Regions from separate parts of the Mus musculus genome. Here regions 2, 3, 4 and 5 are each linked to region 1. Evidence: chromatin loops called from intact Hi-C (ENCODE). Cell type or tissue: left cerebral cortex. All regions are shown on one strand.

Region 1 (5,000 bases):
TAGACCAGCCTGGCCTTGAACTCACAGAGATCCACCTGCCTCTGTTTGCCTGGTGCTGGGATTAAATGTGTGCCACCACCTGGTACCCTTGGGTCTTCTACACGCCGAAATGACTAAAGTTGGTATAAAAGTGATGCCTAAACCAATAAAGTGTTGCTGTGGTAAATGACATCTTATTCCTGCCAGGAGCACCCTTCAAGTATACACAATTCCCACCTGGACTCCACTTACCACACCCTACCAGGATGTGGCACCAACAGCCCATAGGTCTATGGTAGCTATAACGACAGCCCATCCCAAAATTCTAAAAATTACACAGATTTTTTTTTTCAACTTGACTGTGTGGTTCTTATACATGAACTGTATAGATGACAACATTGAATTACAGTGGAAAGAGATGGAAATGCTTTCAAGAATCATGTCTCTTCTTTCCACTACAGACAAGCTCCATGCTGTCCTTGTCCCCCCTCTTCATCCAATACACTGTATATAAAAGGGGCAGGAACCTCATCTAGCAGCACCCTAGGTCTCTCAAAACAACATGGCTACCCTTCCTCAGTCACACCACAGGCCCATGTTCAGAGGCCTGCACGCCCCATCCCTCTGTCATCAGGCCTGTCTGCATCTAGGAATAAAATGGAAGTCAAGATCAGCAACAAGAGAAAAAGATGCAAAAAACAAACTTACCTTAAACTATATCTCCAAAGCTAGGGATGTGGGTGGAAGAGTTTCTGCCTAGCAAGCAGGAAGCCCTGGGCTCCATCTTCAGTCCTGCATAACGGGAACGCAGAGGTGCATGCCTAGAAGCCTAGCACTAAGAAGCTGGAGGTAGGGGGATCATGAGTTCAAGGTCATCCTTGACTCCTAGCCACTTAGTGACTTCAAAGCCAATCTGGGATATATGAGATCCTGTCTTAAGAAAACAACAAAAACAAAAAACAAAAGTCTACAATAACTAAAGACTGCCCTGGAAGGTGCTTCAAAGGACTTGGGGCAGTAGTTCTTAACCTATGGGTCATGATCCCCTTAAGGGGAAAGAGTCAAATGACTCTTCCACAGGGGTTATGTATCAGATATCCTACAAATCAAATATTCACGTTACAGCTTATAACAGCAAAACTATAGTTATGAAATAGCAATGAAATAGTGTTATGGTTGGAGGTCACCACACCATGAGGAACTGTATTAAAGGGTCACAGCATTAGGAAGGGTGAGGACCACTGAGCTAGGGAGAGGTGCTATCTAATTACCCAGTGCTTCCTCATCTTGGAAGCTCGCTCCAGTTCTTAGCTTGCTGTCCCATCAGTCTTGTGGGCATAGAAGGCCTGCTTAATTACAAGCATTCCCAGTCATTCTCCTCAGCCTTTCCCCTGGAATGCGTGGCTGCCACTCTTCTCCTCCCAGACCCAGCTTCAATAGTTTTCAGTCAAGGTTCAGGGAGAAACCCGCCGCACCGGGATTTGATTATTTACCAACATAATGTTGGCTGCAAGCCAGCGAGACACCAATACATTTTCCTTTGAAGCCTGACATATTGCCTGCTGTTTCTAAGTCTGTTTTCTCAGCTGGCCAACAAATAACCAGGACTGTTTAAAGAAAAAAAAAGTCACAATTCCAGGTGGGGAGGGGAGTGCTGTTCTCGTGATGGGTTCCTCATAGAGACACTGAACTCATTCTTCCAAAGTGACAAAGGTGTCCCCAGGAGTGGAGCACATTATCAGGCCTCTGACAGCTGCTGGTCCCCATGCGTCTGTGACCAGTTTTTCTGTATATTACTTTGGGAAAGGCCTGCAGAGGTCTGGCCCTGGTGGCAAGGTCAGCAGGTGGCAAGGGTATCAGCGTGTCCCCTGATGTCTTAGGATACACTGGCATGTGTTCTCCTTGTTGAAGGGCCCCCAAGACAACCTGACACAGATCATAGGTCTCTCAGAAGCTGGTTGTCTCAAAAAATCTACCATGAGGCCATTAGAAACCTAAGAGACAATAGGGGACAGCAGCTGCTGTCCCTTTCTAACAATCAACATTAAAGTTCTAGTCCTTTTCTTTAAAAGGAAAGTTTAATTGAGATGAGAGTCTCATTCTCTCACTATACAGCCCAGGTTGGCATAGGACTTGTGACCCTCCTATCTCACGCCCCTATATTACATGCCATTACATGTGTACACCAATGTGCAGTTAGACATTGTTGTCAAGGACAAGCTTTCAGATTTGGAAGTAACGGTTTGGGTGGCAAATAGATGCTCAAAGACTGTACTTTAAAATCTTAAAGGTTCTTTAAAAAAATTCTGGGTATGGATATGTGCCTGTTTGTGAGTCTCTGTGTGCATGAGTGCAGGCACATGAGGAAGCCAGCAGGGGGCATCAGATCTCCCTGGGCTGCAATTACAAGTGCTTGTGAACTACCCAACGTGAGTGCTGGGAACCAAACTCAGGTCTCTGCAAGAGGACTGTGCTCTTAACACTAGTCATCTCTCTAGCCCTAAAGTGTCAAATAACTCCTCTTTCAACTCTAGTTATGACCAGCATCTCTTGTCCTTCCTTTACCACACAGCCTTCTCCATTAGTAAGCTTTTTTTTTTTTTCCTCTGATAGATCCTCTTGCCTGTGGAGAATTTTCCAGAGTAGGAGTAGCTGTTCTGAGCTGACAACACTCCCCTGACCTGGGGGCTATAGCCTAATGCTCTGCTGAACAGAGTGGCCCACAGCCACCAGCTGTCACTTTCATTAAGATATTGGGAGCGGAGAAAAACCTTCCTGAGACAGGCATGGAGATCTGGCCAAAGTTGTTCTCAGAAGGGAGAAAGTAGGCTCGGAGCTTGGCTGAGTCTTTCATCTCCAGATGCTTCTGTTTCTCTGCCCACTTCACAGGACACTGTGCAGATTAGAGGGAGGGTGGCCACAGGGCGCTCTCAGACAGCACAGACAAAGGCATTGCGTAACTGCGAAATGTTCGCTTTCACTTTTGCAGAGTGTCAGCTGCCTCTAACCTGTGAGTGAGCATTAGCAGCAAGCCTGAGGGGCAACAGGGACCTGAGGCTGTGGCCTCCCCATAACATCAGCCCAGTCCACGAAGGGAGCGGGAGAAGACCTGGGGAAAAGATAGTTACTGACAGACAACAAAAAGCAGAATAAAAAATAGCTTGAGTTTAAAATAACTTGCTGAGACTGAATGCCAGGGACTTCGTTTAAGGAGCCGTCTCTGATTGCTGGGCACAACACACCTCTGTATTTTCTCACACCGGTGTGGCCTCGATCCCTCAAAGCCGATCTAAATGCTAACTGCAGCTCCGCAGTCACCAGCAGACTGGATCAAACCATAAAGCTGCCATGCAGGCATTCCGCTCAGCACATTGGACTCTTCAGTCACTTGATGAAGTTACAGTTGGTGACACTGTTTTGGCATAATGTATTGAGACCTCCAAGGCTGAAGGAGGAGTTTGGACAGGTAAAAAGTACCACTGTTGCTCTGGGTAACTGACAGGCAGGCAGATGTAGCCAGTGCTGTCTGCATTATTTGCTACTAAAATCGAAGGGGGGTAGGGGAGAGCTGGAGGAGTCTTTGCATTTTCCCAGCAAAAGCTGCATCTCAAGGGTCCTTCAGAGCACTCTGGGAACACACAGGAGTTTACAAATCAATTTACTAAATTGGCTTGGCTGGAAATCATGCTTTTGTATGTGGATCCGGCTGAAAGGCATTTTTTAAATCTATCGGGCCCTAGTGAGGCTCCTTCAAGCAGTGCAGAGAAAGGTGACATCAGAAAAAGGATGTCAGTTCCAAACCAAGTAGTCTCTGGCTCAAACCCTGCTCCAAAGGCCCGGCCACCCTGAGTAAGTCACATGACCTCTCTGAGCCAACTGCCTAGCTAGCCCACCAGCCCCTTGAATGCTGGCAGGGTGAAAGTCAAGCGCTGTCTCAATCTGGCCTTTTCCGTGTAGCTATAGGTGACCCAGATGACAGGAGCCCTCCCCACGCCAACCGTTCTCTCCTCTCCCATAGACAGGTGGACAAGTGACAGGAAAGGAGCAGAAAGCTCTGGAACCCCCATTGTGCAATGACTGCATACACTTAGCCAAATTGGGAACTTCATTTAAGCAGCAGAGAGAGCCAAGCTGCACTTCTAAAGACAGAATTTTTAGATGTCAGGCATATGCTATTTTGGGTTCTGTATAATTTTGCCCTTTAGATATTGTGAACTTGAATTCTGCAAGCGGTCTGTCTCCTTTTGTTTGTTCAGTGGTTTGTTTTTTTCAAATGAGCACTCAGATGTATAGCAGCCCTGCTGCCTCTGACCCTGATGCAAGTGCCAGGATCCTAGGCATGGCTACCACACTTGGAGTCATTTTTTTTTTCACACCACACCTATCAGCCAGTTGGCCAATTGCAGTGCACTTCCCAGGCTCCCGGTGACAGGTGAGTCTGAGGTCTTGAGTAGAGAGGAGGTAGAACAAAGGGCCCAGACCTAGAGAGGCCCCAGATCCATTCAACAGAAAGCTAAAGCATGGAGAGGGCGGTGTATTGCCCTAGGTCAGACTCTGGTAGGGTTGTAGCAAACCTCTGAAAACCAATAAGGAATGGAAAAGAAAAGGAATCTCAGCACAGAGTCACATGCCCTGATGTTTTCAACTCTGAGGTCAGTGAATGTTAGTTCCTACTACGTTGCAGGGGACAGCAGCCTGCTGAGACAGACCTGTGTCACTTGTCACTCCCAACAAGATATTAGTCATCACTCTGTCAAAGATGCCTGAGAAAAAAGTTAGTGCTCATGGGTTGAGTCCATGATGGTTCAGCTCATCATCTGAAACCTGTGGTAAGGCAGAGGATCATGGCATGGTGGCCATAGTACAGCAAAGTTGATGATCTCATGGTGGCTGGTAAGCAGATATGGGGGAGGACAGGCTAAGATCCCAATAGTGGCTTCAAGGGCACACTCCCAATGACTTAACTTCCTTTCACTCTTCCCCCTCTCCCCACAGTGCCACCAGCTGAGCTTCTGGGGACA
Region 2 (5,000 bases), 87 kb before region 1:
AAAACATTTGCTTTTATAAATACATGGGAATCTTTTTTTTTTTTAAGTCTGAAGGAGAAGGGGGTGGAGGAGGAGAGAGCAAGAATAGCAACAGCACAGCAGCAGGACTGTAGGTTTTCACTGGGGTTTATACTAAATTTACAAAATAATCTAAGAGGAAGTCTAAGCGAAGTCCGTTCATTACTGGATCTTCCAGCTGCCCCATGGCTAAGTGAACACAATTAGAGATTCATTAACGACACTCACCCTCAAGGAACCTCTATCTGAAATTCTCAGGGATGAACCTAATCGTTTATCTTTTGCTCATGCAAAGTTCATTTAGTAAAAAGGGCTGCTAACCCCTCCTGCCCCCTGAGTGCCTAGGGGGCCTAGCTTGGTGGAGGCTGATGTCTCTTTGGTAGGTTGCTTCCCTACTCAAGTTGCTTCCCACTTTTAGAGCTCAGGGGCTAGGCTGGAGTTTTAGGAGTTAAGACTGGAAGTGGCAGATGTCTTTTTGCCATATTCCATTGGTCAGAACTCAGTCACTTGACCACTAGAAGAAGAGGAAATCCCAGAGAGCTGGGGAGAAGTGAGCATTCCTCAGTCATTCCCTTTGCTTCTCTCCTTAACTTAGGTCTGAAGGAGGATCCCTACCCATGCCAGTACAAGGCAGATTAGAGGCTGTAACAGAGTGTACATCGCTAACGGCAACACTTGTGAGTTTGACACCAGCATGTGCTACATGATAATGAGTTCCAGGTTGCCCTGGGCTACAGAGGGAGTAAGAAATGAATAAACAAGCAAAACACATAAAAACAAACAAAACTACAGTAGTTGCTCCAACACGCTGCAGTTTCTGAGTAGTGCACTGTTCAGTAGCGCATGTGCACCCAGTGAGTCTTTGTACAGACTCTTTCCCATGCTTTTCTCATTTATGAATACTAACTTGTGTTGCATACCAGTAGCCGTGTTTTTCTTTTCATCTGTCCAGGAAACACCCTGTTCGGTTTTCTCGGTTAATGCTGAACTGCTGAACCATGTGCTCTGGAATCCACTTGGTCATGGATCCTGTCTCAAGATGCCACCAATCTCAGTTGGCTAACAGCCCACTGGGGATTTCTGCAAACATTCTCCTAGGTGAGACTGTACTGTGATCTTGCTTTCTCCTGTGCTCAGATGTGGGTATCAAGATTCCGTTCTCTTCAGCCCTTGGAAGGCATCCCACAAGCCGGCAACTATTTCCCTAGTAAATGTTGGTAAAACTCATTGAAGCATGTGATCTTATCAAGTATGGATTCAGTTTCTCTAAGGATCCCAGGGTTGTTTCATTCTGTTGGGCCCTATTTTTTAAGGGGTTTATTTTCAATGTAACTTTTTGTCTCAAGTTCATTGCTGCAGGTGTCCTCTGAGTCTGGCAGTATGTCCAGTGTTTGTATTGAGATTCCATGTTTTTATTCTTCATACTGGGATTCTCGGCCCTGTTTTATTCTTTTGTTTGTTCTGTTGTTGTTGATCAACTATTCTAACAGTTAACCAGTTGAATATACATATAGGAAGTCTTGGCTTTCATGTCTCCTCTGCTGTGGTTTGAACTCCACATCATTGGTTTATGTTCTTAATGATCTCTTTCCTACCATTTGAGATTACTTTGTGGTTGGTTTTCTTGCATCTTGAGATGGATGCCCTTCTGTCTTCTCACAGATGGGTTTACGATCTGTTTAGCCATGCCCTGTGAACTTGGATATATATATAGTACCCTAATCATTGCCTAATTAAAGCATTTTCTAATTTTGTTCATGATTTAGCCTTAATAACTAGGTTTGCTAGTGATTTTTCTTGTCAGCACAGTGAGAAGCAACTTAAAGGGGATTTATTTTGGCTAATGGTTTGAGGGATATGGTGCCATGAAGTGGAGAAAGGCACAGTGGCAGAACTTTCGATTCTGCTTGCTTAGCTCACTGGACAGCAGGGAGCAGAGACTGGACGAGAAGCAGGATCCCACTGTAAGCCTCAAGACCTGCCCCACAGTGGGCCACTTCCTCCTCATAACCCTCACCTCCTAAAGGCCCCACAACCCCAAAACAGCACCACCAGCTGGGGGCCAAGTGTTTAAATATACGAGCTTGTGGGGAAATTTCACATGCAAACTAAAATACTAAGATAGTTAGAAATTAAATTTTCTTTTTAACATAAGAGAACTTTTCTGGATAACTTTCTGCTACTGGTTTCCAGTAGAATGCAATGGTGGTAAGAGAATTCTAATCTATATGATTTTAAACCCTTTAGCCACACTAATCTTTTTTCTGGCTTAGGGTATGCTCTGTGTATGACTGGAAGGGCAGGCCATTTTTAGGTACAATGCAATGCTTCATATGTTCAGGGCTCTGAGGTGCTCACACCTTTGATGCCATTGGTAAGGACCCCCAAACCCACATTTTATGGTGCTGGAGAATTCTCTCAGAACATGGGCGTCTCCCGTCTTCTTCTGCCTGTCTTGCTCCTGCTTCCTTTCTTCTTAATCTGGTCGTTCCTTACAATCTGTCGGCTGTTGCATGTGATGATCTCAGTGCATTCTAAATGTTCAATCCAACATCCTAAATCGTTTTTAATTTGTGAGCTGAATGGAACAGCCCAGCCTGACATTATTAGAGTCTAGGAACTCCAGTTCCCACCAATGATCTCAGCTCTGATCTCCCTTTCCTAATTTAGGACTCTCGTTTGAAGTGTAGTAGTTCTTCTGACTTCATATTTTATTGCTGGAGTGTAAAAATTTTCAGATTCTAAATGATGATGTAAAATGTGTGTGATTCCTCTGAATGTTTCCAAAAGCCCAATTATCTTCCTCTCGCTAATCCTTAACAGCGTGTATGAAATTGTAACGGACACCGCAGGAGTTCACAGACACTGGCAAGTGTGCAGCTGGTTCCAGTCACCACAGGTCATGCTTCCTGCTCTCTGAAATCATCACTTAACAATATGGAATCACGTGCCTTCCCAGAGGAGGAACACAAGGCTTGGAACTGAGCCCAGGGGAACAAATTCCATCTTTGTCACATAATGGTAATGTACTAGTAGGCTCCAGGCAAATCCTCTTGCTTCACTGGGGCAGTCTGTCCATCTGCAGAATGGGTCTAACTTTCACAGGTTCCTTTAAGAATCCAATAGGATTTTACATGCATACGCTCCCAAGCACCGTGGTCAGCATGGGAATGCTACCCACTGAGTCCTTCAATCAGTTTGGAGGAAAGGCCGAGCAAACCTGTTCCATATAAGCATTCTCTGAAAGGGACACTCGAGAGTGCAAACAGCAGCGATGCTGTGCACATGTATGATGGTGCTATGCGGGGGAAGCACACTTGAGAGAAGAATTAATAATGAAAAAAATACCAGATTCTTTGTTTCATTTTTCTCTGTTCCCTGAAATTCTTTAAAGAATGAAACCCCTCTCAGAATCTGTAATGCTGGGTTTGAGCCACTTTTCCATTTTGTGTGTGTGCAGCTGTTTGTTCCCTCCCTGCAAGCATGCACATCTGCTCATTAGCAATACAATATCATTCCCACTGTCTAATTATTTGCAGATGATAGATTTCTTATACATGATCTAAAAAAAGGATAGTCCTTCAAAACTGGTGACTTATTTAAAAAAAAACTAACTTAAAAGGGTCAGCACAATAAAGTTCAGATATTAATTTGGCAAGTTCAAATATACACACACCAGCACCTAATTACCCACTTGATGGGAAACAGGAGGAAAATGGGATATTTCTCCCTGCAATTAATGTTTCCCAGTAGACAGCATGGGGGTGTGCATGGGGGAGACACTGGCTGCTCTTCCATGCACCTGGAAAGAGGCTATGGGGCAGCCGCACTGAGACGGCTGGAGTGATGTTCACAGAGGGAGTGGGCAGGACACCTGTTAAAACTTCTGGCCTATATAAGTTTACCTTCATACACACACACACGGACACACGGACACACACACACACACACACACACGGACACACGGACACACGGACACACACACACACACACACACACACACACACACAGACACACACAGACACACGGACACATGGATACATAGACATACACACACATATACACAGAAAGTCCTTGGGACTTTCCAGCCTTAAGTGTAAGCTGAGAAAGCCTGCATGTTTTTGCATTTTTGTTGCTGCCCTTACTCTCGCTGGCAAGTTCATCTGTCTTGTTGCTGAGGCATGCCTTCACTAGAACCCACTTCTTCAGGACTTCAGTATAGACTGAAGGCCAGCAGCAATCCAGAAATTCTCTAGGCCTCCAGTGCTAGATTGGGACTGCAGTGACATCCAACTGCATGAACTCAACACTTACAATCTCAGTGTCTCCAGGATGAGACAGCCATTATTGGACTACCTAGACCACACCCTATAAACCAGTCTGATAAGACACACACACACACACACACACACACACAAACACACACTCATTATATCAAGTTAGAAAACCAGGATGTATACCAATCATTACATTTGGGGTAAATGCTGAGAAGGTCAGGTTTGTTGGTGTACAGCTACACAGGCTATGAGGGCAGGGAGTTCTACTTTAGCTTGGGAAGGTCAAGAAAGGCCTCTTGGAAGACAGTAGAAATCAAGAGGACAAGAAGGAGCCATGCTTGTCAAGAGCTGTGGGCAGACTTAGCAGTAGTGCCAGACTAGAGCAAGAAAATGTTTCTGTTGTCTAGAAGCAGAATAAAGAAATGAAGGTCACTGTATTTGGGATGCCCTGAGCAGAGAGGGGGCGTTAATCTAAAGTCATGGGTTAATCTGAGGTCACATTGGCCACTTTAGAGTTTATAAATGGCTCCAAAGGGAATGGGCAATCAGAGAATGTGTTGAAGCATGAGAGAGGCTTGTTTTGTGATTTAACATCTTGGACAATAGATCAGGAAAGGGTAGCGGTACAGGACCTAGCAGGCTTGGAGGCCACTGAGAATGGAGCTCTCCCTTATAATCCACATAGACTCCGCCTCTTATTACCCT
Region 3 (5,000 bases), 62 kb after region 1:
GCTCATTGTATACACACACAAAGCCTATTATCAGTCTAATGAAGTGGGCTGAGCTTCTGAGGAAAGGGGAAGGCTAATTAAAACCAAGGATGGTTTTATATGCACCCTCAGGTCTGTTTTGAAGAAAATCTCATCTCAGAGCAAATTGGCCATCAAGAATTAGGGAAGTAAAGATCAGCTGATGGAGCATTGATAATGGAAGGTTTACAGTCCTATGTCCTTAACATACGTACCAAGACACGGCCATCGCATCAGCTCTCATATAGAGAATGAAACACAAGACTGAGACATTCCTTTTTTGGCATAACTATCATTAGGAGTCTATGCCCATCCTGAATTCTGGCCAAACTGGTGTCCTGACCCAACCTAAGCACATAAGAACATTCTCCATTCCAATGTTTTTCTACTACATCCTTCCAACCAGTTAAGTTCCCTCCAAGCCTTCCTTGACACTCCTTGACAAGATTCCTCCAGTCCCTGCCTCCTTTCTTATGGCTCCCAGCTGAAGCAAAGAGTTTATTAGGATTTATCACCCTGACATATCATTCTCACACTCTGCTCCAAACACACACACGTACATACACACACACACACACACACACACACACACACAGACTTCCACATATATACTAGAGAATAGTATGGGCTCCATCAAACTCTAGCACCAGTCATGACAAGGTCATATAAAATATTTCCTGTTTTTTTCAACCTGACTTGAACCATCTGGCAGGATCTCACATCCTCAGCCACACTGTTTGTGCCACACTGTCGCTATCTGCATTGTAAGTAATCAGTGATATTGCCTGCCTGCCTCAGGCCCAAGGGACATCTGGAAGAGGACCAGACAGGGACACAGAAGGACAAGGAAAGATTCTCAGGAGAATAAAATAAGAACATTGCATGTTTAAACCTTGTGCACATCTTATGCACTGGCTTCAGAACAAGGGTGAGAACAAAAGCCGGTTCTTTTGATAGAAGTCAAATTACCAAGCCAGACAGAAAAACAAACTCACGGATATCTGTCAATCAAACCAGGCCATAATTGCTATGTGAGCCTGCTTTTATTATTATTATTGTTTGTATCTGGAGAGTTGAGGTCATATATTAACACATTAATTGAAATTTTGGTCATAATTATCATGTATTAAGCTGTTGATTACATGGTTGCATTTTGAATTTTTTAATTGGTTTGTTTCAATTGATAAAAGGTAATTTGTTTGGGGAAGATGCTTCAAGTTATGTATTTAATTATCATTGAATAGATAATTAATATAGAGTAGCAATAGTAAACAATGGCTATGGTAATTATCAGGGAATACACACATTTATACAAATAGGACAAATGAATGTTCTCTCTCAGGTTGCTTTGGTCTTGCTCTGTGCTGTGGTGCTGGCCCACAGACTTCACAGACCTAATTAGTGACATCTCTGTCTCATTCACTTCCTCTGATTTGAAGGAGCTAGAAAGCTCTGAGGACAATGAACATCCTAAGAGCTGCATCATAGCTGCCATCCCCTTTTGCAGACAGCTCAGAGCGTGTTCCTGCATCCTCTGTCTATGCTCAGAATTCCCATAGTACTTGATAGATTTTTTTTTTTTTTTTGGTATGTATGCCTGTGTGTGCACACACATATGTGTGGTGTGCCAAAGATCCCATCAGGTGCCTTTCTACTTCCAACCTTGATTTTGAGACAGGGTCTCTCACTGATCCTAGAACTCACCATATGAGGCAGGTTGGCTAGCAAACTCCCAGAATCCTCCTGTGCCTTCTCATTGCATCCAGCCTTAGGGTTGCAGGAGTGTGCCACCATGCGGTTTTTATAGGGGTGTTGAGGATCCATTCTGGATCCTCATGCTTGCTCAGAAGCCACCTTACCTACTCAGCCATCTTACCAGCCCCTAAACAAAATGTTATATTAATTTGTTCCTGAGTTCCCAACCTTATAAAGGAATCACAGCCTAGGGAGACTAACAGTTCCCATCAGGGTGTGTACTGGACAGTTTTATGTCAACTTAGAACAAGTTAAAGTCATCAGAGAGGAGGGACCCTCAATACAGAAAATGCCTCCATAAGATCAGGCTTCAGGCAAGCCTGGAGGGCATCTCTTAGTTAATGATTAAGATGATTAATGGGTGAGGGCCCAGCCCATTGTGGGTGGTACCACCCTTGGGCTGGTGGTCCTGGGTGCTATAATAAAGCAGGTTGAGCAAGCCATGAAGAGCAAGCCAGTAAGCAGCACCCTTCCATTGCCTCTGTATCAGCCCCTGCCTCCAGGTTCCTGTCCTGTTTGAGTTCCTATCCTGATTTCCTTCTTGATAGACTGAAAGATGAAAGTGTAAGCCAAATATACCCTTTCCTCCCCAACTTGTTTTTTGGTCATGGTGTGTCATCACAGCAATAGAAAGCCTAACTAAGACTGGGTGCGACTGAATGCAGTAGAAACCATCCACTGTAAATCTCAGGTAGAGTTGGCAGATTACTCAGTGTTTTATCCTGCACCCACGACTGAGAGAAGCTCCTGGCCTCAAAGAAATAACCATTAGCACTAAGGATTTAATTTTAAACTTCTGTCTTCCAAAATTATAGTTCTGAACCAAACCCTGAGACCCCATTACAGTCTCCCGATTCCAGCATCCCGCAAAGGAGACAGCAAGAGCCAGCAGGTGGCTCCCAGCAGTCTTCCTGTCCTGAGTGGTGCCGTCATCACACACACACACACACACACTGAGAGAACCCAGGGCTGCTCTTGAAGTTGTCCTTCATAGCCCTGCTCTCTGACTACATCTCCCCTGGCACCTACCTCATCACTTGAACTCCCTGGGTCAGAAGAGGGGTGACCTGCTCTCCCCCTACTGCCCCCACAGATAATCAGGCCTCACTCCATCCACAAGATCAAAATAAAACAAATGAGGCCACAGAACTAAATTCTCAGCTTGACAAATGGGTAGGGGGAGAAATGGCCAGAATACAAAGTGAGTTACTGAAAGAAAGACTTGGATGGAGGAACTTAACAACTGTTTTTTTAATTTGTGTGAAAAAGTCATTAGTCCTGGAGATCAGTAAGATCATCTGAGTGTCTAGAAGGTAAAGGAAATATCTGGTTTCTTTGGTCTTGTTCTAGAATTCATTTTAAAATATTTTCCCAACATCTATAAAAATGTTAAAAAAAAAAAACTTCTTTTTTTTTACATTTATTTTATGTGCTCATGTGCACCTGTGCGTGTGTGTCTGTGTGTATGCACATGAGGCTGTCAGAAGATGACTTAAGGAAGTCAATTCTCCCGTACCATGTGGGTCCGAGGCCAAACTCAGGTCATTAGGCTTGGCAACAATGCACCTTTACCCACTAACCTATCTTGCCAGGCCCCCAAAAACCTATCTTATAGTTGTCTTGCATAAATATCTTTGATAGGAAAAGCCAGTTTAATAAAGGGAACATTGCTAGCTTTAAGTGATGTAGAGTGCCAAAGGTCATCTCATTTTGATCTCACAATAGTCCTGTGAGGAGGAACACAGGCTGGACCATCGAATTGTTAAGACTTAAAACTAAGGCCGTTTGCCTGTAACCTGTGATGGGCTGGTGCTGACCACAGCACTGCTGAAGAAGGCAGGGCACCTCTTCCCATACAAACAGGAACGAAACCAGTGTGACACACCCTGAGGCAGTGTGCTCCAAACATCAGTCAGGCCGCCCCTGAGAGTTCTCCCAGCTGCCCTACTGTTCGTACATTCTATACATAAATGTGACAGGGCACATAGTATAAGGACAAACGTGTTCTCTGTATTGTGAAAAGGAGTCAGCACATACAAGATATAGTGTATTAACACATACACACACACAGAGTTGGTGGTTTGTTTCTTCTGAGTTAATGTGCTCCCAATCCAGATGCCTCCGGAGCAGTACAAGGTTGCCTCTGTTTCAAGAAGTGTGTAAACCCCAACACATACAGGATGAGGGAAGGGTGCCAGGGATGGCAACAAGAGAGGCTCAAACACCCCAAGTTTCAGAAACATGGCTGACACCTGAGCAGGTGTCTGGGGGCAAGCCTGAGCCCCAGAATAAGGGACTGGCTTGGCCCCCTCCTGTCTTAGTTAGGGTTTCTATCTATTTTATCTGTATTTCATACTGTTATAAAACACCATGACCAAATGCAGCTTGGGAAAGGGAGGATTTACTTCAGCTATGACGCTTGGGCCAGACTCCATCTCTGAGGAAAGCCAGGGCAGGAACCTGGAGGCAGGAACTGAAGCAAAGGCAGTGGAGGAAAACTGCTTACTAGCTTGCTCCTCAAGGCTGCTCAGTCTACTTCCTTATGCCATCCTGAACCACCTGCCCAGGGTGGCACCACCCACTGTGAATGGGGAGCCTCCTACCTCAATTATCAATTTGGAAACTACTTGCCTGCAGGCCAGTCTTATGAAGGCATTTTCTCAGTTGAGGTTCCTTCTTCCCATATATGTCAATGTTGTGTCAAGTTGACAAAAACCCACCAGCACACCACCTCCTGTTTAATCTGCTAGCTGGAAATGAGATGCAAGGCAGAGTTTAAATATGTTAATCTGCTTTCCCAGATTGCAGGCTCTCTGAATAAAGAGCAATTTTAAAGACTCAATTCCTGTCTCGGCTCATTGGCATTTTCAAGTAGCAGAAAGCAAGGAGATCGGGTGTTCCTGTTACAAATGTTCAGCATTTATTTCCCAAGAGAAGCCCTGACCACCACCCCAGTGGTTAGGAAGCCAGAGCTCTGTTCACAGAGAAGGTGGGTACTTAACAGCATGGCAAGAGCCAGAGGGTGAGGAGGAGTGCTGTGTAGCTGGCTTCTGGAGCTGACAGGGCCACTGCACTCTTGAGCTCACTGCAGCTGTGACTGCCTGCCCAAGGCTGAGCACATCAACATTCCAAGGAAGATGAGGGAGGAGCTTATGAGGTCCCAGCCCTAGCTGAAGAACTCCTGGAAGTTAATGGTTGCTAGGGAACTGGGAGGGAGGGGTGTCTTT
Region 4 (5,000 bases), 91 kb after region 1:
AGCAAATGTTCACTACCTTTCTAAATAATAAAATACATTTTTCCAGCACACAAACTGATCGCTTTACTCTTACATCAGAACTGATGTGAAATTACATGTCATGAATTATTCATGTCACTCAATTTAATTCAATTATTTTTACTGAATTTCATATCTAATCCATAAAAAAAAAATGTTTAACTCAACCACCCCCAAAATCATGCCTGCATTCTTGAATAATAGATTTCTTGCAAAATTTCAAGGAAGATAAGTGGCTATCTGGTTAGAAATGGCAAGGCAGATCACAATCACAATGATGAAAATAATTTTAACTATTTAGCCATACCTCCTGTTCTATTTACCGACTGATGTCTCATGGAAGATAGCCTATTTAATATCAAACTAGAATCAGAGCAGCAGGGAGAGAGTCTCAGATCCAATTACAGCACCACAGCCATTTAGCTCTTCTACAGAATTCCTACCTAGAGCAGGCAAGTGGCCAGAACGTGGCAGCACCACACCCAACAAAAAGCTCAAGCTGGGATTTGCTGAAAAAGATTCTCTGAATGGCCCAGGAAAAGCCATCTTTCCCCTCTCCCTAGACATAAGCCCTTTGCAGCCCATACCACCATATGCCCTTGCTTCTCTGCCTTCTCTTACCACTTTCCCCCTGGAAATGTTGACACTTGCTCTGATGGTCTTCCACTTGTCTCCTGATCTGCCTGTCCACCCCAAATCCTGGCATCACTTGGGGCCATCTCACCTGTCCACAAAGTTCCTCTACATCTTCGAATCCCTTTTGTTTCCACTCATGTTATAGATACCACCAAATATGTACCCCTCTACCCATGCAGCCCCAGGACCAACAGGCCATTATTTGCCGCTGCCTTGCACAGTCATTCCCAACACACCCATTCTCCGCAGCATCATGCTTCCACTGCTGCGGCCCTACTCCATTCTCTGGGTATGCTTGCCTTTCCACCCAGAGCACAATTCAATCTGTCTTTTTCACAGGCCAGAGATTAGCTTGCTTGCTTGCTTGTTTACTTGCTTGCCTGCCTGTCTCTTTGGGGACAGGGTCTCATGTACCTCAGCCTGGCCTCAAATTCCATGTAGCAGAAATTGACTCTGAACTTCTGATTCTTCTGCCTGTACTTCCTAAGGGCTGAGATTACAGATGTGCACCACTGCACCCAGTTTATCAAGTGCTGGGGATGGAACCTAGAGCTTCATGCTTACTAGGCAAGCACTCCACCAACTGAGCCACGTGCACGTCCCAAGTCATCTAGCTTTGTACTTCCTTTATGCCAGTCATCTAGCTTTGTACTTCCTTTATGCCATAAGTTCCCAGGGACCTGCTCCCTACTGCGTGGCTCCCACAGAGAGGATTGCTCTGACAGAGCAGGCTGCAGGTTCCACTGAGCTCTGGTCTCTTTCCCTTTGGCTTCTGCCTTTTGTCATCTTTCCTTACCAGCTTCAGGAAGCTGTCTCAACTCCTTGAGGGACCTGTGTGCTTGATAGATACTTTAATTTTTTATTTATTTATGTAAGAGTCTTGCCTGCATACCTTGTTTGTTAACACCTGCAGCATGCTGGATAACACCCTTAGCTCTTTCAGCATTACTATGGTAACGCACAGAGTATTCTCTTTAGAATGGTGTCATTCCTCTGTGATAGTCACAATCCCACTTTTCTGGTAGATTCATATCTGTAGTGGCCAAAGGCACAACTCCAAGAGTTGGAGTTGGAACTCATTGATCCTCAAGTAGTTTAAGAATATGTTATGGGGGTAAAATGGTCCCCACAGACTTATATTTTAAAATTTGGCATGCCAGCTAGTGGTGGTATTTTGAGAGATCATGGAACCTTTAGGAAGTGGGCCTGGGGAAGGTGTATGCTTTGAGATTTATAACCATCCTTATTCCAGTCCCGTCTCTGCTTCCTGATCCATAGAGGTGTAGGCAAGCAGACCTACAATCTCCCACCACCGTGAAGCCACCATATCTTCCCTGCTGTGGCGGACTGTGTTCCCTCAAACTAAATCAAAATAAATCTCCACTCCCTTATGCTGCAACCACATCCACCCTCACCAGATCCCTGGACTGTTCTGAGCATCTGCCTCTTCTTCCACCCCAATCTACAGGACACAGCTTGCGGATGCCACAGCCATGGGCTGCTGCAATGACAGGTATAGATTGTAGATAGGCAGATCTGTGCTACATGGAGTCCCTCTCCTGGCTCCAACAAGCCCCCTCTCCACCTCCTCTTTCTCAAACCTTTATATGCCTCAGGATCTCACGCCATCATCTCACTCCTACCTTGCAGAAAAAGCTAGGAACCACCCACCATCACTAGCTGCATCCGTGCCAAAGCCTCATGGCACCCGTACCATCTCAGTGGCATTTTTAAGTTACTAGCTTTCACTGAGTTCTAAAATCCTGAGCATGATGAGTGCAAACAAAAGCTTCCATCTCTCTGTGTGATATGTATTAGTCCACATCTCCAATCCATCAGCCTCTTCCAATTAGTAGAGCAAGCACTCAACTCAACAATGAGAATCCCATAGCATGCTTAGTTGGCTCTAGTAATTGTGCCCTTCAGTAGGGGAATTCTGCCATGGCCAAACGCAGGCTGGGCAATCTGCAAGAATCCATTTTTAACCAATCTCTCAGCTGTCCAGTCTCCTAACAGTGTCACCCATTGGCCAACACACTAGAGCCAGAGAGCCAGAAAGCCCTTTGGGGTATATGTAGCCCATCCAAGCACAGAATAGGGTACAGAGCAGGTCTAGAAAACCGAATGGAGAGTAACTTTCAGAAGAATTGATTAAGTACAGCCAAAACTGATCCCCAGAAATACTGGAGGCTCTAGAGGATGTGGAAACACTGAATTTGCCATCTGTGGCCACACTTCCATTCTTATAACTGATCTCTCCTGTTCCTCTTCTTGCCTAGGGTAGTAGAACTGATACTAAGTGCTGTAGGCTCTGCCCACCCCCATTGGTTTCTCTTGACCCTGACCATACCTTTGTAGGCAGTGCTAAACTGCAGTCATTTACCCTGAATGCACTTCTCTGATCCCAGCCTGCCCCAGGAGCTTCAAGTAGTGTAAAAACAATCCAAAACTTCATTGTCCCCAGCATGCTACCCAAGTCATAATTCTGGAGCATATCCTTCCAACCACGTTGCCTCTTCTGCAGAAAGGCTCAGCTTCACTGACCATCTGGAACTTTCCAAGAATTGAGCACTCAAGACTTTTTTTTTGTCTGGCACAACATCTCTGAACAGTTCTCTCTCCAAGATGAAGGTTGAGTGTGAATCACCATTGGGACCCACATACTGATCAGAAAATCAAATACACAAACAGTGCCTTACCCTAATTGCTTCTCCATCTAAAGGCACCCCACACTTGAGTCATTCAACCCACACCACCAGCAGAAAATGAATGCAACAGGACCTCTGTCACTTCCTCCAGATGCTACGGAATGTGACCAACAAAAACACAAATGGCAGGCCCTGCTGTGTCCTGTCATCTTGTTCAACAAGACTCTTTTCTTTCCACAAAGGCCTGTTCATATTTTATTATAAAGATCTGAATTGTATGGACAAATTATATATCACTATTAGAATATGCCACAAATAATACCCCAGATAATGGGTCACCATGGAGCTAATAGCTTCAGTTCTCCAAAGTGATCTTATGCAGATATAACTCTGCCCTATAAGGAGGCAGAATTGTAGTCTATATAGATGTCCAAAACGCTAAAAGGTGACCTCTGATCCCACATGCTTAGAGGAGGTTTCCAAAGTCCTAGGAACAGAGGTATTTCCTCTGGAGCAGTGGTTTTCAATCTTCCTAATGCTGTGACCCTTTAACACCTCATGTTGTGGTGACCCTCAACCATAAAGTGATTTGCATTGCTACTTCATAATGGTAATTTTGCTACTGTTATGAATAATAATGTAAATATCTGTGTTTTCCAATGGCCTTAGGCAACCCCTGTGAAAGGATTGTTTGACCCCCAAAGGGGTCACAACATACAGGTTGAGAAACACTGTTTTAGAGTCTCCAAAAACTGCTTTAAGTATGGCTATAGACTATAGAGGTCAGGTCAAAAATTGCAAATTGAGGACTATGTCTAAGGTGATGTATTGGGGTACAGGGAAGCAGTGGGAAACGAGGGCATCAAGATGGCTGCAGCTTGGCTGTGGAAAATTTCACAGACTATGATGAAGTATTTGGACATTATTGTGATGTCATGGGACCTCACAGAAATCCCTTGAGTGAAGACATGGCTAGACCCACAGTACTTCCTCAGTGAACTCATGAATGACATGACCTCTGTTATGTGTAAGGGCTACTCTTCAAATAGAGTTGTTGCCTCCTTCTATCTGTTCCTGTGCATGGCACAGGGCTAATACTCAGTTAATGGGTGCTGAATACCTGGCAAAGAGCGTTTATTACTTAGTCTTTTCTATAATGAGGGACATATCTCCACAACTGAATATCCCCACCAAGGCTATCCAAGAAATGAAAAAAGAACCATCACCCAGAACAAGAATGTAGACCCATAAAATCTACAATGTATGCCAAAGATCTGAGGCTCTGCACCCCATCACCATCAGCCTAAGAGGATAGAGAAGCAGAAATAAAACAGTGGGAACTTTCTCTAAAATTGATACCTTTGACTCAGCATCCTCATCATTCTTGATGGATGAAAATTAACATCTTAGAGTGATGAAAGATTTAGTATTTACACTCTGCCCTGCCAAAGCTATGCTTTGGGAGGTCATGTCAGTTCTGGAGATTCAAACTCAGGTCCTTATACTTGTGTAGCATGTGATTTTACCCACTGACCCATCTCTCTAAGCCCCGATCTTACAATCAAAACAAAAGTTTCATTAGAATAGACTCAGTCTTCCTTGTTTCAACCCCATCTTCAAACAACATATTAATGAACTAATGTAGAGAAACAGAATGTGAGCCTCAGTCAAGATAGCATGATGACGCTGGCCAGGAGC
Region 5 (5,000 bases), 280 kb after region 1:
TTTTTTTTTCAGGGCTAATGCACTGATTTTATAATTTATTGTGCATGGTGGCTGCCTCTAAATGAAATTCGGTGAAGGCCTTGTCCGGTTCCTATTAAAACAATATCTGGCACATGAATATGATCATGAGATTCCCCCACCCCTCTGTCCCCTTCTGCGCATATAAACAGTTTCATGTTCCTGTTAGACTCTTAAACACAAGCAAGGGTCTTCTAGACCTAAAGTATGTTGAATGTTATAACTCTGCACAAAGACGAAAAGAAAAACAAGAGATTACCTTAAAAAAAATTCTCCAATGCAAACACAATCTGACACATGCTAAAAATTGCCCGAAGCACTAGTGAGCTATGGTTCCTCTCCCGAGGCATATAATTCATTAGGAAATAATCTCATGCCCTATGTAGCAATTGAACAAAAATATTTATTTGTGGTACTATCAGATGATAAGGAGAACAGGGTTTCTTTGGGAGCGAGGGGGAGGGGAAGCCTGCAGTAGCTGCCCACCATAAGCATTGCAAATGAATCATTAGCCTTCATCCTGCAATCTAGGTCAGCATAGAGCGATGGGAAGATGGGATGGCTTTTAAATCTGCAGTAGGCTCCAGTCAATCTGCTTAGAAGGCACAGGAGGCCCAGTTACACTGGACTGGAACGTTCCAAGGGGAATAGAGATACTCTCACCTGCTGAAGGGACCATTACCTGACCCACAGAGTCATCAAAAATAAAGAAGGCTGTGCCATCAGATGAATTACATTTAAACACACGTAGACTTTAAGCTTTCCTTGTTCTGCTTTTTAAGACCTGAGCAGGATTTGCCAGACAGATCTTTAAAAGAGAGATGCTATCTTCCAGCCTACTGGCTGGAACAGGCTCCTACAACCCAGGTGAGGACAAGGACTTTGCAAATCATCTCCCCATGTTGCAAAAGAAAATGGGGGGCTGGGTGTCCTCCAGCAAGCCGTGGTTTGCTTTCCTTTTGGCTTTCTTTAAAGATTAGGGGGGTTGTACACTATGAATAATTTGTCAGATAAAACAGAAGCAAAATAAATTGACTAGTGACTGCCATCTGATAAAGGAAACTTGCACCAAAGACCCTCTTCAAGGGCCTTCCTCATTCTTCACTCAAAATGAGTATGGAAGGGTGCTGACTGTGGGAGCTCACGCTTTGTGGGTCCTTCCTCAGAAATGCTTATGCCAGCTTTAATGTGATTACTTCCTGAACACGTTATAGACTTAGTGCACTGGGTCAAAGTCCCTGAACTGTCCCCAAGCTCTCTCCCCTCAACACACACAAGCTGGCTCTGTGTATTTTTTTTCTAAACATGTCCCGAAATACAGATCAAACTAGAGAAATGTACGTAGGAGCATCTCAAAATTCACTCTAAGCAAAACGAACCAAACAAGACAAACAGAGCAGGCTACTTCTTTTAGCTTTCCGTAAATGTTTTTGTTTGCTTATTTTAATGGTCACTGTGCCTAGTCATAGGATAGCCTGTGGTAATTCAACATACATTCACAATGGGCAACTATTAATTCAGAGTAATTAGTAACTCCAGGTCCTCAGAATTTTATCATTTCTATATGTTGGAAAACCTGCACAGTCTTCTTTGCCAGTAACCTTGAAAAATAGCATACATTGCTTTAGACTAATGTTACCCTAAGCTACTTACTTCCTTTATTTGGCAAAAAAAAATCATAAGAAAAATATGAAAGTACAAATATGATATAGAAGAAAATATGCGACAACAATAACAACAAAAATGACCCAGGTTTTGTCCTTTACTAGGAATCAGCCTCGCGGTTCTAGAAGGGATTTTTTCCATCTCTCTGGGCCTTGATTTTTTTCTTTCATGTGCATCAGGAAGAGTCAGGCAGCTCCCAGGTTCTATCATTAGCAGTCCAAATGCCACCTCCAAATCTGTTTTCTGCTGTGTTTTGTTTTTGGAAAGACAAGGTAACTGCAGAAGTATCTGCAGTTATTTCCAAAGATGTGAACTGACGTTCACAGAAAGCACACACTTCTGAATCTGCTGAAATTGATATAAACCTTGCAAACGAGGGAGGCTCACTGTAGAAACGATCTTCCAAAATAGAGTTGGATGACTTTGAATGATGATTTTATAAACCTTGATTCTCTCTCTCTCTCTCTCTCTCTCTCTCTCTCTCTCTCTCTCTCTCTCTCTCTCTCTCTCTCTCTTCCTCTCCTCCCTCCCTCCTTCAACATTACTGGAAAGGCCTGAAGAAAACTGGTATCAGAAATACAGGTAGATAAGTAAGAACAAACTTAGCTTATTTGTCTGAATATTTCACTAAGGATAGAGTTTTGTATTCCAAAACTAGAAGGTGACGATAGAATATTCTATTTCAGGACATTTTTTTAAAGCCATTTAAAAATTTTCTGCCACAGGATAAATGACTCCTCCTGAATGCTAACAACAAGGGAAGAATGTGCTAGAGGCTCCGCCATCATATTAAAAATTAAACCGGCTGCATTTCATAATGGGCTCTCTCTTCTCTCTCTCTCTCTCTCTCTCTCTCTCTCTCTCTCTGCGTGTGTGTGTGTGTGTGTGTGTGTGTGTGTGTGTGTGTGTGTGTGCCCGGCTTCCATCTTTCTTCTCACTGTGGAGATTGCACTCAGACACTGTTCATGGTTAACACTGGAGCATCAGCTGAGAGAGGTCAGAACCCTACTTCTCTGAACAGGGAACCACAAATGTCACTGACACATGTCACGGCTTGGCAAATAATATATTTCTTTCCAATCTCCTGCCCCTCCCGTTTACCCACTCGCATGCATGTGCTCAGCTGAAGGGCACCTCTCAGTCTTCCTTCCTTCTCCTTCCTATGGTGGGACCAGCAGGAGGCACGCCATTCACAATGAATTCAAAAGTACTCCCCTTTTGATTTCTGTTGTCTTTATTTTAACCTCAAGAAGGGAGAGAGATTTAACTCAGTCTTTACCCCAGGCTACGCTAATACTTAGGTCATGTCTGAGCTCTCTGGGGAAGCCCTGCTTTATCCCATCCGTGGGGCAATGGTGTCTTTTCAGCGGAGCTGTCCAGCTGTCCAGCCATATGGGCCCCAAACAGCCCAGTCAATCCGATTTGGGGAGGTTTTACAATGTAATTTCTTAACGTGTTAGTACTTGGGGTGAGTTTGATCAGGCGCATAGACAGCCCTTAAGCCCAAGGGTTTAGGTTTTAAGAAGCCATTACAAATGGCCCAGCATCCGTCCGCTCAGACTGGTTAAAAACAGATATGAAATCTGTGGCTGGGGGAGGGGCAAGGACTCCTGACCCCCTGGTTGGAGAAAGTCCCAGGGGTATGCTCTAACTATTAATTCAGCATCAGCTGCCGTATCTACCCCCCACTCCCTTTCTCTTTTTCTTTTTTAACCCTGGGCTCATCATTTAAGGCGTTCCCACTCGGGCCTGCGGAGCCTGTTACAAAACCAGGTCTCCGCTCCCCCACTCCACCCCCACCCCGGCGCGCGCGCCCCACGCAGCAAGACGAGAGAGCCAGCGTCCCGCAATGCCGCAACGGCGCAGGAGAATTGCATTAAAAACGTTCTTAAGCTAAACAAAACCCTAGGCCTATCTGACAGTCTAGCACAGGAAAGTATCCTCCATGTCCCATTGCTCTTCAGTCAAAACCGACTAGACCTCAAGTCACAGCCCCACCCTTTCCTGGTGCAGGGGTTCGAAACTGTCTGCCGAGGAATGCTTTATAGACAGAACATTAGAATAGTCCTAAAGCTAAAAACCTTGATCAAAATGGTGGTAAGTAAGACCAAGTCACCGCAGAGAGAGACCAGCGATTTAGTGGGGACTATTATGAAAGTGGTCAGTGCTCCCAGAAAGATTGCCTAGCGAGGGGCCTTTGCCAACTAGTTACATTTTTTTAATTAAAATCCGTCACAAGGATGTTTTCTAGTTCTTACCCACCCCTCCTAAGATTCTCAATTCTAGAAATTTACAAAAACAGCTTATTTCCTAAGCTTCTAGCCACACAGTGTTGAAGCAAAAAACAGCACATGGGGGAGGTTTTGTTACAGCCGTTCTTCTGTTGGGGTCCTTACCTAACAATTGACAGAAACAGAAATGGCCTTCCATCCAGGGGGCATCCCCGGAGGTCCATCAGGGCTAGGTGGGCGCCGCGGCCACCACCCTCTGCACTGGCCATTGACAGCCACAACATTTAAGACTGCTTTTAGCTTTCCGAGTTTGTTCTCCCCTGTCTAGATGTCTTGAATTCAACATAGCCCAAGAAACAGTTCAGTTTTTTTTGTTTGTTTGTTTATTTGTTTCTTTTAAGTCATCAAAGAAAAGCAGGCGTAGGGAAAGCAGATGGGCCTGCGTGAGCAGGTCGGGGCTGCCTCGCGGCTGCCGCAATAGCCCTTTGGGAAGACAGATTTCTCATCGCAGGCGCGGGGGCTCGAGTGGGGGAAGGTCTTTTTGGTTCGCTCTTATGGGGGACATTCATTCTTGGTCCTTCTTTAAGCCACAGCTAACTCTGCTCTTGGAAAAGAAAAACAGTTACACAGCCACACAAGTACAACAAAAGGCGCCTCCCCGAAGTGGCTCTCCACGTCCGCAGGACGGGTGGCTGGACGTGTAGACGCACTTTTGTGCCTCTGTAATCTCGGACGTCCATCTGGCCCCGGCGGGCGAGGGCGGGCGGGAGGGCGCGGGCAGGGGAGGAGCGCGCGCACGCAACTAGAGGCGCGAGCACGCGCGCCCGCTCTCCTTCACTTTCACCTTGACTGCGGGGGGGGGGGCGTTGGTGGGGGCGACAAGAGACTATGGTCCTCCATCCCCCCACCTTCCGCCATTCGTCTTCCCACCCCCAGCACTGTCCTGCCCAGACGCCAGCCTAGGGAGGGGTGAGGAGGAGGCTGCACTGGCGCTCGGGTCGCCGCACCGCCCCGCAGCCTCGCGCTCTCCGCAGTGACAGCAACCACAACCGCAGCAGCACCCAGCTCCATCCTCACCAGCCTGGC

The links. Peaks named below come from ENCODE experiments on the same cell type or tissue, not always from the same donor. Only the 100,000 strongest peaks of a DNase experiment are listed, where the experiment ranks them.
Region 2: it touches region 1 in a loop (2.4-fold over the local background); 2 of 42 quality-filtered maps call a loop at or near these places.
Region 3: it touches region 1 in a loop (2.4-fold over the local background); 2 of 42 quality-filtered maps call a loop at or near these places.
Region 4: a loop joins it to region 1, with 7 times the contacts of the local background. A loop is called at or near these places in 4 of 42 quality-filtered maps.
Region 5: a loop joins it to region 1, with 2.7 times the contacts of the local background. A loop is called at or near these places in 2 of 42 quality-filtered maps.

Annotation. Positions count from the first base shown.
Region 1 is chr14:64,307,152-64,312,151 of GRCm38, forward strand. All of the region lies in intron 2 of Msra (methionine sulfoxide reductase A), which reads right to left. It overlaps Gm52131 (a long non-coding RNA gene), which reads right to left. Exons shown (of 2, transcript XR_003951179.1): 1 at 1,251-5,000; 2 at 1-771. Among named protein-coding and RNA genes, the nearest start is that of Gm52131, 4.0 kb to the right of the region's middle. In left cerebral cortex, CTCF peaks have their summits at 228 and 2,345 (motif pointing right); DNase peaks (open chromatin) are centred at 2,890 and 4,054; H3K27ac peaks cover 5,000 bases.
Region 2 is chr14:64,220,125-64,225,124 of GRCm38, forward strand. The region is part of intron 4 of Msra (methionine sulfoxide reductase A); the gene reads right to left. It overlaps Gm52132 (a long non-coding RNA gene), which reads left to right. Exons shown (of 3, transcript XR_003951180.1): 1 at 1-1,116; 2 at 2,842-3,039. Among named protein-coding and RNA genes, the nearest start is that of Gm52132, 6.7 kb to the left of the region's middle. In left cerebral cortex, a CTCF peak has its summit at 2,068; DNase peaks (open chromatin) are centred at 33, 538 and 2,903; H3K27ac peaks cover 4,624 bases.
Region 3 is chr14:64,368,748-64,373,747 of GRCm38, forward strand. The region is part of intron 1 of Msra (methionine sulfoxide reductase A); the gene reads right to left. Among named protein-coding and RNA genes, the nearest start is that of Gm52130, 35 kb to the right of the region's middle. In left cerebral cortex, no CTCF peak of the experiment used is centred here; DNase peaks (open chromatin) are centred at 2,470 and 4,481; H3K27ac peaks cover 4,889 bases.
Region 4 is chr14:64,397,983-64,402,982 of GRCm38, forward strand. All of the region lies in intron 1 of Msra (methionine sulfoxide reductase A), which reads right to left. Among named protein-coding and RNA genes, the nearest start is that of Gm52130, 6.1 kb to the right of the region's middle. In left cerebral cortex, no CTCF peak of the experiment used is centred here; DNase peaks (open chromatin) are centred at 504, 2,265 and 3,246; H3K27ac peaks cover 5,000 bases.
Region 5 is chr14:64,582,468-64,587,467 of GRCm38, forward strand. No RefSeq gene overlaps it. Among named protein-coding and RNA genes, the nearest start is that of Mir124a-1hg, 3.1 kb to the right of the region's middle. In left cerebral cortex, a CTCF peak has its summit at 867; DNase peaks (open chromatin) are centred at 653, 1,961, 2,869, 3,526 and 3 more places; H3K4me3 peaks cover 978 bases; H3K27ac peaks cover 4,759 bases.